2 separate regions of the Mus musculus genome follow, and region 2 is linked to region 1. Evidence: chromatin loops called from intact Hi-C (ENCODE). Cell type or tissue: left cerebral cortex. All regions are shown on one strand. Each heading gives the region's core, and the rest is flanking DNA. Links, peaks and the distances in the headings are about the cores only.

Region 1 (4,337 bases), core at 568-3,067:
TTTCTCTCTGTCTGTCTCTCTCTTTGTCTCCCTGTCTCTCTCTGTCTCTCTGTCTCTGTGTCTCTGTGTCTCTGTCTCTGTCTCTCACTCTGTCTCTGTCTCTCTCTCCTTCATGTGTGTGGAAGGGTTTGGGCGTGGGGTGGGGTAGGGTGTGTGTGTATGTGTGTGTGACTGTGCCAGACCTTGAGTTCATTGTGTTGCCCAAGTCACCCTCTGGCTTTCTGGCACTCTGGCCTGAGCTTTCTGAGGCCTGGACATAAATGATTTTGAAGCTTCATGAGAAAAAAACAAAAAACATAAGCAATAGATTAGAAGCTTACTGTGTTTGAAACATGCTAACTTTGTTGAGATAAGAAGAGACACAGAGTACAAAAAGTGATGACTCCCAATCAGAGAGGCCATTATGATGATGTGCCATCCACAGGGAGAGACTAGGAATATACCAGAGGGCTCTAGACTAGATGTGAGTGGCCTGGCAGTGAGATAAAGTAAAGGGGAGGATATCCTGTCCTTGCAGAGAGGTTCTGGGGACTACATTCAGAAAATAAGATCTGGACCCTGATTGGTTTTTTTGCATTGTTTGTTTATTTGTTTGTTTTTGTTGTTGTTTCTGTTAACTTGACACAGCTAGAATCATCTGAGAGGAAACCACAATTGAGAAAATGCCTCCAGATGATTAGCCTCTATGCAAGCTAGTGCAGCCTTTTTTAAAATTGGGGATTGATGTGGGAGAGTCAGTCCATTGTGGTGGGTAGTACCACCCGTGGGCAGGTAGATGGCCCGAGGTGTATAAGAAGGTAGACTAAGTCATGAGAAACCAGCTAGGAATCAGTACTCCTCCTTGGCTGCTGCTTCAGTTCTTGACTTCAAGTTCCTTCCTTGAGTCCCAACCCAAACTCCCTTTGATGATTGGCTGTGATATAAAAATGTACTAGAAAGAAACCCTTTCCTCCTGAAGTTCTTTTTGGTCAAGATATTTTATCTTAGCCATAGGCATCTGTCTTAGTTAGGGTTTTACTGCTGTGAACAGACACCATGACCAAGGCAAGTCTTATAAAAAACAACATTTAATTAGGGCTGGCTTACAGGTTCAGAGATTCAGTCCATTATCATCAAGGTGAGAGCATGGCAGCATCTAGGCAGGCATGGCACAGGTAGAGCTGAGAGTTCTACTTCTCAATCCAAAGGCTGCGAGTGGAACACTGACTTCCAGGCACCTAGGGTGAGAGTATTAAGCCCACAACCACAGTAACACACCTACTCCAACCAGTTCACACCTATTCCAACAAGGCCACACCTCCAAATGTTGCCACTCCCTGGTGCAAGAGTATACAAACCATCACAGCATCCTAATTAAGACAACTTGTATGGTAGAAAGGGAGAGGAAATGGTACATAATGTTAATTTAAATGAGCACATTCTTCATTGTTAACAGGGCTAAGTTGAGGTTCTACCTAGTATACATTGGTTCTTTGAAGCAGGCACTCTGTTAAGTACAAGGTTGAATCTCATTTAAATTTATTGTTAAGGAAAGCTTAGAATTCATGTGCTTAGCAAGGAAAAGCAGGAAGTGGGACACATGTAGACTAGATTGTTATCTCTTAAAGGACAGACTTAACTTCTATTGAAGCAATAGGAACATTGGGAAGACTTGGGGGTTATTTGCCCCCACTCTACTAAAGGAATGCTAGGATGGTAACAATAAAGACAAGTCATCCAATGGCGGCTAAAACTGAAGCGATAAAACGGGGTAGCCCAATGGCTGACGGTTTATGAGTCGTTACTGCACTTGCAGAGGACCAGCGTTCAATCCTTAGCACCCACGCTAGCTGCTCACAACAGTCTATAACTTTGGCTCCCGGGAATCCAACACCCTTCTCATCTAGCTTCTATTGAGTGGATGCAGGCACTTGTGATATATACATAAAAGCACACACTTAAACATACAGAAAAGTAAGATATTTTTTAAAGAAGAAAAAGAAAATCCATAACAGTCTGGGGCAACACCTGCTTTAGCTACCAAGTGTTAAAGAGGCAGATGCCTTGATGAGAACTGCACACCCTTCCCACCTGTGGGGACATTCTTTGGCTAAGACCTACAATGATTTAATAGGGCATGGCACACCTCTCCTCTTTATCCAGAAGGAAAATAGACTTTTAAATGGGGCAAGGGTGTGTCTGTTGCGAGTGCGGTTAGGGATGGATGACCAAGTCCTACAAAGTGTTAGAACTGAGCTTCATTCGCATATCTGTACAGATATACTTCATTGTGTAATGAAAAGAGGGTAATTTTATTTCTTTTTCTGTTCATCTTTGTTCATGTGGCATTAACTTAGCAACACTGGGTACTGAATCATAAGTTTTCGGGGATTTCATACTCAACACTAAAGGGACCAAAAAAAAAATGTTCTGCTAATTATAATTAGGAACGTATAATCCTGGCATTAGGGGTATAGATAAAGAACAGAAAAGAAAAACCAAGGTTTAAACATGTAATCATCCCATGGATTCTTTTTGAATTGAGGACACAATAATTATTCTCTGTTTCTAAACCATTAAGTAAGCTTTAATTTTTACTTCTTTCAATCAGAGAAAAAGAACTCACTGAAGTGGCTAAAATGTTCTCTAGACAAAGGCTTTCACTACAGTCTTAATGTAAACTTAAAAGTAATTTGTTAATCACAACCATTGTTCATTAGTGGCATAGTGTAGTAAGTTATGAAATATGAGGGAATGGAGTTAGAGAGAGAGAGAGAGAGAGAGAGAGAGAGAGTCATGGTTAGCATGTGGATCCAGTTCTCACCTTCCATTTTTATATGGCTTCTGTGGGTTTTAGCCAGGTTGTCAGGCTTAAAGAGCAAGTGCCTTTTCCTGCCAAGCCATCTTATCATCTTGGAAATGAACTTTGAAAGAGGCAGTAGGTAGAAAATTCTAAAGGGAAGAAATTATTAAAAAAGAATATCATTTCATAAAACATTTCAGGTGCACTATTTGAAAATAATCTCTCATCTGTCATACCTTTTCCAGTTTCCAATTGAGCAAGTCTGGCCAGAGTGATTCCAATAATGGTTTAGTTGAAAGCCTTTTGTTTGGAAATTTTTGGTTATATTTGCCTGGAGAGGAAAAAAAAAACCACACACACACACACACACACACCAACTAGAAGATGAAAAATAAATCATTGTTTTCTAATTGAAAATTTGCCGTCCGTGCTGACTTTCATATGAATAGGTTCTGTTGCATTAAATAAGAAATTTGGAGAGTTATACATGCATTCCCCAAACCCAGGACTCCAAAACCTCAAAAAAAAAAAAAATCACAATTTCTTTAGGCCAATGTAACACAAAGCTCTATCTATTTACAGAGAGAAAAAACAAACAAACAACAACAGCAGCAACAACAAAACCCTAATAAGTTAGGTAAGTGTGTGATGACAATCTATGTGTTCAACATCAGGCAAGGTACTGCTAGACACTCCTCAATTTAAAAAAAAAAAGGATATATGAATAACAGACTAGTTAAAACAGATAGACAGACTGTCTCACTTACTTGAGATTAGTGACACTTATAAAAGCATAGCCAGAGACATTTGCCTTTTCTTTAAGATCCATATAGTCTGCTTGCCTTAAGGAAGACAATAATGTGGGCACGTGTTCTTTCCCGTTTGTTCTCCGGTGTCATATAAAGCTATGTCCCTAAGCCTGAGCACGTTCAAACTAGCATGAGTCTGCTGAGCTCCTGCTGCCCAGGGAGTGCCTTCCACCGCTCCAGGAAGATTGTATCGATCTTCTGCTTAGTGAGAAGAGCACTGCAGGACTGCAGGTTGCTTCAGGTCACATTATGCTCTAGAGTGTTGGTGATGCTAACAAGGAACCTGCAGGAAGTCAGAGTCTGAGCTCATCAGAGAGAGGTGACCCCTATGAGCAATAGCAGTAACTATTTCAGCCCTCCAGATTAAGGAAAAGGCAAGTCACTGGGATGGCTAAAGTGGAATGTCCACGGGAGGATTACAGTCATGGAGACTGAAAATTTGAGGGACGTGTAGTGGGAGACTTTAAATGTTCCACTGATGAATTGTGGGACAGAGTTTCTGATGAAATTTTACTTCTGTACTTTTCAGAGCTTTAAGATGCTAATATGTATTGAAAGGAAGAAGGGCAATATTGCACCACTTAAGATCTGTTTGTTCTGTCCCCGTCCCCAACCCCCAATACCCACCTGTCATGGAGTTTTGAATGTGCTACATATTCTGGGCAATTTTATAATCTGGTAGCATTAGTACTGGCCTTAGAATATACTCCTTCTTTAAACCTATTCTGGAAATCTATCTGAAATCA
Region 2 (4,337 bases), core at 1,248-3,747, 210 kb before region 1:
CTTAGAAAAAAATCATATTCTATATTTATAATTATTCTAGATAAATTTAAAAAATTCCTTATTCCTTATTATTCAGAATCATACATGTGGCAATACCCTTAGAGTTGTATACTGCTTTGTCTATTTTTCTTTCCAACTTTTAAAATAATTTTTGAGGGTATCATATTTACATTGGTTCCTCTTCTTCTTCCTGTCTTTAATTTCTACCATGTCCCTCTCACTTCTTAAAATCATGGCCTCTCATTCTTTTCCATATATATTAAGTATATAGTAATATTAAATATATTAATATGAAATATATATTGTATGTCACTCTTTGAGATTATATATATATATATATATATATATATATATATATATATATATTTGGGCTGACATCTTGGGACTAGCTAACCTATCAAAAGGCTCATATCTGGAGTGCATTGATTCTCCTCTCAGGAAATATTGTCTGTAGCTATTCTTCTAGGAGTTAAGCCTAGTGAAGATATCCCCAGCCAATTTTACATGTAAATCAGTGTTGTCATTTTTCAGGACTTGCTTGGGCAACCACGGCATTGAGATTTTTCTGGGCATTTCCTGCCATCTATGTAGAAGGCACTATCTTAGAAGCAGACATCACATTCTGGTCCACTGGTTCTTGCAATCTTTTTTACCTCATCTTCTGTGATGTTCCCTGAGCCTTAAGGCTAGGGGTTATGCTGTAGATTTGGGACCGTGAACTACACAGGAAGTTGTTCCCTGCATTTTGACCAATGGTTACTTTTTAAACTAATCCTCATCTTCTGCAAAAGGAAGCTTCTTTGACAATAAGTGAGAGCAAATTCATAGGTAAAAGACTTCAGAATGTAGTTAGGATTTATATAGGCTTAATAAAGTACAATGGCAGGTTCTTTACTAGGGTCCACTGTATCACGGATCATAAGTAGTAGGCTAGTTTTATAGTAACAAACATTAAATTCCCTCTCATTGAGTTGGCCTTAAGCTCTATAATTAGAAGGTTGTTGGTTACTCCAGTCTATAAATGCCAGTATTGAGTTCAGGATATCTTGCCTTTCTAATAGCTGTTGCCTCATACTGATCAGAGCTGGGTAGGACTATTGAATGCTTTTGTCCTGCAGAAGTTTTCATTCTTCCTTCCAGTACTGTGAGATAACATATATTTTTATTTTGTGTATATGAGTGTTTTATCTTCCCACATGTCTGTGTACCACACGTATGCCTGGCCACATCAGAGACCAGAAGAGGATGCTAGAATTAAGTTATCATACTGGTGCTAGAAATGGACCTAATTCTTCTATAAGAAAGAACAAGTGTTTTTAATCTCTCCGCCCCCAGTCCTTAAAGATAAAAACAAAACAAAACAAAAACACTTAGAAAGTATAAGATAACTGAGAATGCGACTTGAGCTTTTACTCTTCCGGCTAAGGAAATCCCCATCAAATCTTCATGGACTAAATGAAACGCTTGCCTAACTGATTATTCTAAATCAGAACAACTCACAGTATCTTTACTGTAGGAATTAGCTAGTGACTTCACAATTAAAAACATAGCTAGTGCTATTTTACTTGTAGCAACTTTCTCATTATGACTGAGGCCTAGACTTATCATACGTTCATTTTTCCTCTTCAATTTTATATAGATAGCACTGAACTTAGTTTGTTCCCCAAGGTCATGCCTTTGGCCATGAAATTACTGACAGATGTTAGCTGTTTTCAACTTGTCCTCCTGGCTTATAAAATTACTAGGACCACTTTTTTTCCCACAGCCTCTAGAGACTTTCAAGTCAACACCCAAATAGGGTGGGCCTGATCCTCCCTAGACAGAAACCTTCCAGATTGGCATCAGCAAGAGCATCCCCTTGTGGGCAGAGCAGTACATGAAAGCTGAGCTGTGGAATATTTCACAGCTTATGCTAATAAAATAACAGGCCCCATTATTTTTCTGGGTTCACGACCATATACCATGGGAACTGGTTAAAAAGTAAACGAAAATCAGTTGTGAGAAGAAATACATTAAAGAATTGTGTAAAGTGTACATAAAGTAATCTGCCAAGAAAATATGTAAACATTATTTTAAATATTAAAAATAAACTGTGTATTTACAAAGTCATACTTACTAAAACCTATTATATTATATAATATATGATATTATATTATAAATATTATTAAGATATTCTAGGTAATATAACATGGTCAAAGTGCCGTTTGTTAGTTCCTAAAAAGTGAAGTAGAGACATTTTAAAATTCCATTCATATTTGTCATTAACTCTCACACTTCCACCAACTATTTTTCTTGTTTGTTTTGTTTCCAGTGATCAATATGACCATTTTAGATACAAGAAAGCCTGGAATTGAGGTTAAAAGATTACAGCCCAGCTGGATACAGATAATTTTGGAGATGAGAAATACATTTTCCCCATGAAAAAGTCCTGACTCTGAATAGAACATACAGCTGTCATTCCTAGGTACCTAGGGATATTGTTGAAGAAGTAGTTGCTTTGTAAAAATATACAAGGCCCAGATTTTCTCTTCTTTGATAGGCAATTATGTTCAGGTTTTTACTAGTCTCATGCCCTAAATTGTGTATATGTTGTTCCAATGAACTTGTATTAGGTGTCATCCCCTACATCCTGAGACTGTACTAATTACTGTTGCTGAGTTACAAACCATCCCCCACCCCAGGGATATACATCATGCCCATGATTCTATAAACCAGTCCATGTATAAGGACCAGGCATCTCCGAGTCTTACTTATGTATGTAGTCAGTGTTACCAAAAACTGCAGTCATCTAAGATACCAGCTGGCTGGGATTTCAGGAAAGCTATCTACACCTACAGGTGGACATGACAGCTGGTTGGGATTACAGCATCTGATGAAGTATCAGAGCAACAGATGGCCTCTTCAGCATTGCCATCTCAGAGTCATAGATGCAACGCTTTTGTGGCTTAGCATTGAGAATCACATCTTTTGTAAGCAGCAAATCACAAGTTCAAAGGGGTAAGATAGTACTCTATCTCTCGAGATAGTAATGACAAGGGTCCAGACAAATATTGCAGTACTTCATGTTTTATTATAGCCATGCTTTGGAGAACTACTCTAGACTTTAATATGATGTGTTAAATAGATGGTATGGATACATAGATGTTAGGCAGAGAGATAAAGACAGGAGAGACAGATAGGAACCCAGAGAGAGAAGATAGATAGATAAACAGACAGACAGACTGACAGATAGATAGATAATAGATCGGCAGATCCTTTTTAACATACATTAATAAAAGAACATACATTAATAAAAGTAAGTGAAAGTCTGTCTGAAGTTAGTTTTCTTGATTGAATTACCTTTTAATATGGCTATACCGCCTATCCTCAATTCAACAAGATGAACTACCACAATAAAACAGGTGTAGTTGTCTCAGTTACCTTCATCCATCTTTACTAGTTGTTCAGGAAAGGTTTAGGAAACAAGGAAAGGGGAAATGTGTATGTGGGTAGAAGTAGTAATGGGAGAGGGGAAAAGAAAGTAAAGGGATAGAAGGAAGCGAAAATGCCTAGGACTTTGTCAATGCCCTTCATCCCTGGGTTGTCCCAGTCACAGCTAAACTTCAAGAGCACTCTCAACACACAGCTTAATTGAGAAAAAAACCCAAACTTAAATTCGGTCTGACCCATCATACCTTAGTTATGTGACTATTTGTACATAGTCAGGCCACAGCTCAGCCTTGTTCCTTTGTTGCGCTGGATTTGCCTTCCCTCCCCTCTTCACCTAGGTTTGCCTGTTGGAGTTGAGAACAAAACAAAAAACTTATGGTCAAAATTGCCATTCTTGCCCAGTGTCTCCTATGCCTTGTTTGATCCCCTTTACCTTTACAATTTACAAAACCTCACTGTTACTTTGGTTCTGTAAAACATAAATGAGTACATATATAAACATATATACATACACACACACACAACACTACATGTTAACCTATACCCTCAAACTTGATACTAAGACCGTACTGCTGAAGGCAGCATTTGCTTGAATCACTGGAGATGGAGATTTCAAGCCAGCACTGACCTGGAAGCTTCATCCTACCAGCTGGCTTTTGTAGTTCAATAGGGGAGAAATATTATAAACAGTCTGACTCAGCTATGAATTCTGTGACCTAGAATGATGACCAACCTGGCCAGATTGGCTCATTGGTGCAATATTGGCACAAATTTTTTAGTTATAATCTATCATTTTATGATTGACTGAAGCCTGTTCCTCAAGACAAAATTCATATGTGGTACTATTACCTGAACCAAGAATCCATATCCAGGGTGATCAGAGCCCTGGGGAAGAACTTGTTATTTTT

What was found. Peaks named below come from ENCODE experiments on the same cell type or tissue, not always from the same donor. Only the 100,000 strongest peaks of a DNase experiment are listed, where the experiment ranks them.
Region 2: a loop joins it to region 1, with 2.8 times the contacts of the local background. A loop is called at or near these places in 12 of 42 quality-filtered maps.

Annotation. Positions count from the first base shown.
Region 1 is chr2:133,795,172-133,799,508 of GRCm38, reverse strand. No RefSeq gene overlaps it. Among named protein-coding and RNA genes, the nearest start is that of Gm39940, 54 kb to the right of the region's middle. In left cerebral cortex, for the core only: no CTCF peak of the experiment used is centred there; no DNase peak of the experiment used is centred there.
Region 2 is chr2:134,005,511-134,009,847 of GRCm38, reverse strand. No RefSeq gene overlaps it. Among named protein-coding and RNA genes, the nearest start is that of Gm39940, 260 kb to the right of the region's middle. In left cerebral cortex, for the core only: no CTCF peak of the experiment used is centred there; a DNase peak (open chromatin) is centred at 2,802.